Linked DNA regions of Homo sapiens: region 1 is linked to region 2. A link is an interaction called in ENCODE POLR2A ChIA-PET data of the cell type or tissue named here. Cell type or tissue: endothelial cell of umbilical vein. All regions are shown on one strand. Each heading gives the region's core, and the rest is flanking DNA. Links, peaks and the distances in the headings are about the cores only.

Evidence for each region. ChIA-PET counts read pairs that join two places held together with the same protein. Peaks named below come from ENCODE experiments on the same cell type or tissue, not always from the same donor. Only the 100,000 strongest peaks of a DNase experiment are listed, where the experiment ranks them.
Region 1: POLR2A ChIA-PET joins it to region 2 with 5 read pairs; 3 of 35 experiments call an interaction of 5 or more read pairs at or near these places.

Annotation. Positions count from the first base shown.
Region 1 is chr7:116,545,417-116,548,337 of GRCh38, reverse strand. All of the region lies in intron 2 of CAV1 (caveolin 1), which reads right to left. Among named protein-coding and RNA genes, the nearest start is that of CAV1, 22 kb to the right of the region's middle. In endothelial cell of umbilical vein, for the core only: no CTCF peak of the experiment used is centred there; no DNase peak of the experiment used is centred there.
Region 2 is chr7:116,286,956-116,289,876 of GRCh38, reverse strand. LOC105375463 (a long non-coding RNA gene) reads right to left here. Exons shown (of 7, transcript XR_001745336.2): 2 at 1,763-1,830; 3 at 1-25. Among named protein-coding and RNA genes, the nearest start is that of TES, 78 kb to the right of the region's middle. In endothelial cell of umbilical vein, for the core only: no CTCF peak of the experiment used is centred there; a DNase peak (open chromatin) is centred at 1,586; H3K27ac peaks cover 1,164 bases.

The DNA.
Region 1 (2,921 bases), core at 309-2,808, 260 kb before region 2:
GTTGTCATGTCTTTCTGGCTTTTCCTGGTTTACTGTAACATTGTACGTTCCCCTTATTCCATTTCTTTAGTGTCAGTGGTTCCCATACATTAGTATACTTAAGAAATTTCTGGGGATGCTTGTTAAAATGCAGATTCTTGGGACTTGAGATTATGAATCAGTGCTCCAAGGGCAGGGTCCAGGCATTTGCACCTCATCCCCTCATTTTGATGCAGCTGGTCTGGGGAGGACACTTTGAGAAACAAGGATACCTTAGGCTTCATTCTCTGCTAGGAGAGCAGATCTGAAAAATGTGACAATCAGATGTGAGTGAGTGTGATAATCGATTACTGTGTTGCCTTTGAAGAGCATGTATGAAAGGCAATATGATGTCCTGGTTAATAGCATGGAGGCTGGGTTCGAATCTCTGCTCATCAGGGTTATCTCATCTAAACTACTAAACCTCTTTGTGCCTAAGTTTCTTATCTGTAAGATGCGGTATGATAGTACCTATATCTTAGGGTTGTTGCTCTGGGCATCAGTTAATTTATGCAAAACGTTTAGGGCACTGCCTGCCACATCAGGAGCTCTGGCCCAGGTGTCTCAACCGGAAGTGGAGAGGTGTTAGTGATGTCAGTAACAGTATTGGGAAGATGGAAGAGATATTTTGGAAAAGGAGAACCTTTTGGCATTCCTGAAATCGTTCCATGTCAGTGACTGCTTATTTTGTATTTTGCCATTAAGCAAGCAAGAAGGATGAGCTCATCTCTAGCAAGTCAATGAGGCTTCTGGAGTTTATTACCATGAGGCACACAGTGACCAAATGTACCCCAGGGAGATGATGCCCCAGCTGATGAGTGCACAGATGTGTCAGAGAAAGTTGCACCAACATTCCATATAAGCCACTCTCTTTGCTTTGGATTAATTCCTTTTCATCTTATTCCTCCTTTCCTTTTGTTTGAAGGTAACCATCGGGTTTCTCCATCTTTTGCTCTTCTTAGGAGGGAGTATGAGTTTTCCTGGGGTTTTTATTACACTTTGAAAAATTAAGCTAAATCTTTCTACACTGATAAAAACATACCCGTTTCTAGTTTCCATCCTGTTATGCATTGAATTGTGCCCCCTTCAACAAGCTCTGTTGAAGTTCTAATCCCCAGACACTCAGAATGTGACTTTATTTGGATATAGGGTCATTGCAGATGTAGTTAGTGAAGATGAGGTCATACTGGAGTAGGGTGGAACCCTCATCAAATATGACTGGTGTCCTTATATGAAGATGGTCATATGAAAACACTCAGGCAGAAGGCCATTAATGATGGAGGCAGAGTGGAGTTATGTAGCTGCAATCCACAGAATGCCAAACATTGCCAGCAAACCACCAGAAACTAGGAGAGACAAGGAAGGCCTTCCCTATAGGCTTCAGAAAAAGCATAGCCTTGCTGACACCTTGATTTTGGACCTCTAGCTTCCAGAATCATGAAATTTGTCCCCAAGAAATTTCTGTAGCTTTAGGCCATCCAGCTTGTGATACTTTTTTAGGGAAGCCCTAGAAAATGCACACACATTCCCTCACCAAAATGAACCTCAGGGATAGGATTTGGGATTTCTGGAACATTTTCATACCTCTTTATGCAGCCTGCAGACTTTTTTTTTTTTTTTTTGTGACAGAGTCTCATTCTTGTTGCCCAGTCTGAAGTGCAATGGTGCGATCTTTGCTCACTGCAACCTCTGCCTCCCAGGTTCAAGCGATTCTCCTGCCTCAGCCTCCCAAGTAGCTGGGATTACAGGCATCCGCCACCACACCTGACTAATTTTTTTTTTTTTTATTTTTAGTAGAGGCAGGATTTCACCATGTTGGCGAGGCTGGTCTCGAACTCCTGACCTCAGGTGATCCACCCGCCTCAGGCTCCCAAATTGCTGGGATTACAGGCATGAGCCACCACGCCTGGCCTGCATATTCTTTTTTATGGGGTTCCCACATCGGAATCTAAAACCGCACTGCAGACCAGCTGGCTGTGAGCCGTCTGAGGGAACCCGGAGCCATCTCTCGCGTCCACATGGCCTCACGTGTTCATTATCACAAAAAACATCTAGTGGCAGCTGGCTCAGTACAAAGCAGGCTGTACATATCTTGATTCTTTTTTGTCCTCTGGTGTCAATTTGGTAGCACATGTTGATGTTGAGTGTTACCAAACAAGTGACACTGAACAGTGAACAGTATAAAAATAGGCCACAGAAGGGCCAGCGATAGCATGGATACTGGGTGATTAGTTAGCGAACTTGAACAGAGAGGAGGGATAACTCGGGGCACTCATGTTTGCCATCTTTGAGGAGAAATAACTACAACCCCTCCAAGTGTTGAAAGTTCCGTCCCAGATAGAAAAATCCTACCTTGTTTAATGTATGAAAATCTTATTTTATCCAAACATGCAATTACAGGGATTCATCCAGAGGCCTGGATTCTTCGCTAAATTCTGTGTTTACACTTGGGAGTTTGTTATTCTTCAACCTTCTGGGCATGTCATGGGACAAATCTGAATGATTGCCACACTAAAGAAAATAAAAGCTCTTTCTTTTCTATCAAAGACACAAGAAACGGAAATGTCTTCATCATTTTCAGTCTACCCATTGGTCTGCATGCACATTTGTTTGAACTACAGCTTTTTAAACATCATTAGCGTCTTTTCAGTTTCTACAATACACTTCCTCACGGTAGAGGTTGTTTCCTACTATTCAGCTAAGTTAAACTAGGGTTACTAATAGCTTTCGTCTTACCTCATTGCTGGAATATTTTTTCCTCCAGTGCTTCTAGTCTGTTTACTAAACACACAGAAAATGAATGAAATAAATCTCTGCAGGTTTGAACATTGCTTGGCAAGTGAGGAAAAAGATACACACTAGGGTTCTTGCAAAATCTAGGCAAGGATAATTACAGCCCATTA
Region 2 (2,921 bases), core at 140-2,639:
ACACAAAGGTCTTAAGTACGTTTGCCTGCTCAGAGAAAAAAAAGTGTATCAAATGTAGGTCTTCCATAGTATGATTCATTTTAATTTTGAGGACTTTATTGGCTCATTACAAAAAATGTTTTCACTAATAATAACAACTTTCTTTTAAATCAAAACACATTATGAAAACACACAATTTTTTTTAGAAAAAGTGTTCAGTAAATATTATTTAACAATGCTTCTCTAACTTCAGCCAAACCAGAGAAGAGTAATTTATGGATTTTGAAAAGTTCATATGTGTAGTTTGCAGAAGTGATATTTGGTACATTCTTTGTGTAGTTGCCAAAATTTCTCCACCAAAAATTAGAACTCATTTGATAAAAATTGTTGACAAAAATAACCACAATAACAATACACAATGTATGATGTGAGAAGCTTATTAATATGATAAATAATATATCTTAAGCGTAATGAAAGAGTTTTTTAACTCCAAAAATTCAGTTTGTATTTAGTACAGCTAGAAGTTCTGTTACAAAAATGCATAAATTCAAGGTTCACTTCTTAATACCTAATTGGTTTTGCCCACTATTCTATAAATAATCCATAAAATTACATGTTCTTTACATCTTCTGTGATAATTAAAACAATATTTAACCAGATTTTAACAAATCTAGCTAATTGTTTCTTCTGTACTCAATTATTTCTACTTACTTCAAAAAAAGTAAACATCAGAACCAAGATCAGGTTTCACGTGTGAGAATTTGGAGTTTTTTTTTTTTAACATAACATCTAAATTTGAAGTACTCTAATTTTAAAAATTAGGATATGATGAATATTTATCAGAAGATCCTCTTTTTCAGATAGTTGAAAACTTTTGTGTATACATTCAGCATCAGAAATAACATATTGATTATTTTGGCTGGGCACGGTGGCTCACGCCTGTAATCCCAGCACTTTGGGAGGCCGAGGCAGGTGGATCATGAGGCCAGGAGGTCAAGAAATAACATATTGATTATTTTAATGGATTGATAGCCATCTTTAATGCCAATACAACATTATGCCTGTAAATTTAGCATTATTGCTTTTCATAAGAAAAAGAAATACAGTGGCATGTTATGCTTTTAAAATTTCCTGATTTGGCCAGGCGCGGTGGCTCACGCCTGTAATCCCAGCCCTTTGGGAGGCTGAGGTGGGTGGATCACAAGGTCAGCAGATTGAGACCAGCCTGGCTAACATGGTGAAACCCCGTCTCTACTAAAAATATAAAAAAAAAAAAAATTAGCTGGGCGTGGTGGCAGGCACCTGTGGTCCCAGCTACCTCAGAGGCTGAGGCAGGAGAATGGCATGAACCCAGGAGGCGGTGCTTGCAGTGAGCCGAGATGGCACCACTGCCCTCCAGCCTGGGCGACAGAGCAAGACTCCGTCTCAAAAAAAAAAAAAAAAAAAAATTCTTGATTTAAGGTAGCAAGGCTTTAAAAATAAATCTACAACTATTTCTTACAAACACTTCAAACTCTGAGAAAGATGAAAGCTAAACAAAGGACAATACTGGTATGAGTCATATATTTATTGAAAAGGAAACATAAAGAACTACCGTGCAGGCACACACTGCTGGACTGTAAATGAGGCTCATTTGAGGCTGGGGATACGTGAATGTGCTTGTTGTGCTGGGCCCAGGGAGCCTCTGGGCACAGCTCTTCATGGAAGTGGCCTGTAGGGTGAGTAGGGGTGAACCCCTTCCTGCAAGCCATGGACGGCAGAATACAGTGGAAATAAAACTTACTCGGTCTGGATGGCAGAATTAGAGATAGCATAGTGGCATGGGTTGACAGCCTCTCCTTCTCCCAATACCTATCCGAAACAAAACCCCAAAGTTAAAAATTCACCAATAGCTTAACAAGAAAAGATAAAACTTCTTTCCATAAAATGTGGAAAGTGATGACTTGATAGAGAGGAAAAAGAATCTTCTGGTTAAATATCATCCATGTACCCCAAACTGGCCAATGGTTTCTCATTTTCCTCAAAGTCCAAGTCCTTAAAATGCCTTCCAGGGCTCTCTATGACCTGGGTCCCAATACTGTGACTTCATCCCCTATTATTCTCCTGATTCACTCCTCACCGGTTGTGTTGGCCTCCTCACTGTGCCTCTAACATGCCGATCACTTTTCCAGTGCAGGCCCTTTCCATCTGTATTTCCTCTGCCAGAGCAGTTCTTCCCTGACAATGTACAGGGCTCATTCCTCCATTTTCTTCAGGTCTATGCTCAAAAGTCACCTTACCAGAGGTCCTTTCAGAACACCCTGTCCCAAACAGCAGACCCTATAGTCTCTGATATGCTTACTGTGATGGTTAATATTGAGTGTCAGCTTAATTAGACTGAAGGAAGCAAAGTATTGTTCCTGGGTGTGTCTGTGAGGGTGTTACCAGAGACTAACATTTGAGTCAGTGGATTGGGAGAGGCAGACCCACCTTTAATCTGAGTGGGCACCATCTAATCAGCTGCCAGCATGGTTAGAATAAAGCAGGCAGAAGAACTTGGAAGGAGCAGACTTGCTGAGTCTTCTAGCCTTCATCCTCCTCCTGTGCTGGATGCTTCCTGCCCTCAAACATCAGACTCCAAGTTTTCCAGCTCTTGGCCTCTTGAACCGACACCAGTGGTTTGCCACAGTCTCTCGGGCCTTCAGCCACAGACTGAAGGCTGAACTGTCCACTTCCTTACTTTTGAGGTTTTGGGACTCGGACTGGCTTCCTTGTTCCTCAGCCTGCAGACGGCCTATTGTGGGGCCTTGTGATTGTGTGAGTCAATAATCTTTAATAAACTCCCCCTCATATATACATCTATCCTATTAGTTCTGTCCCTCTAGAGAACCCTGGCTAAACACTTATTTCATTTTTGTCTATAACACTTATACAACCTGGCTTATATAAATCTGTTTTGTTAT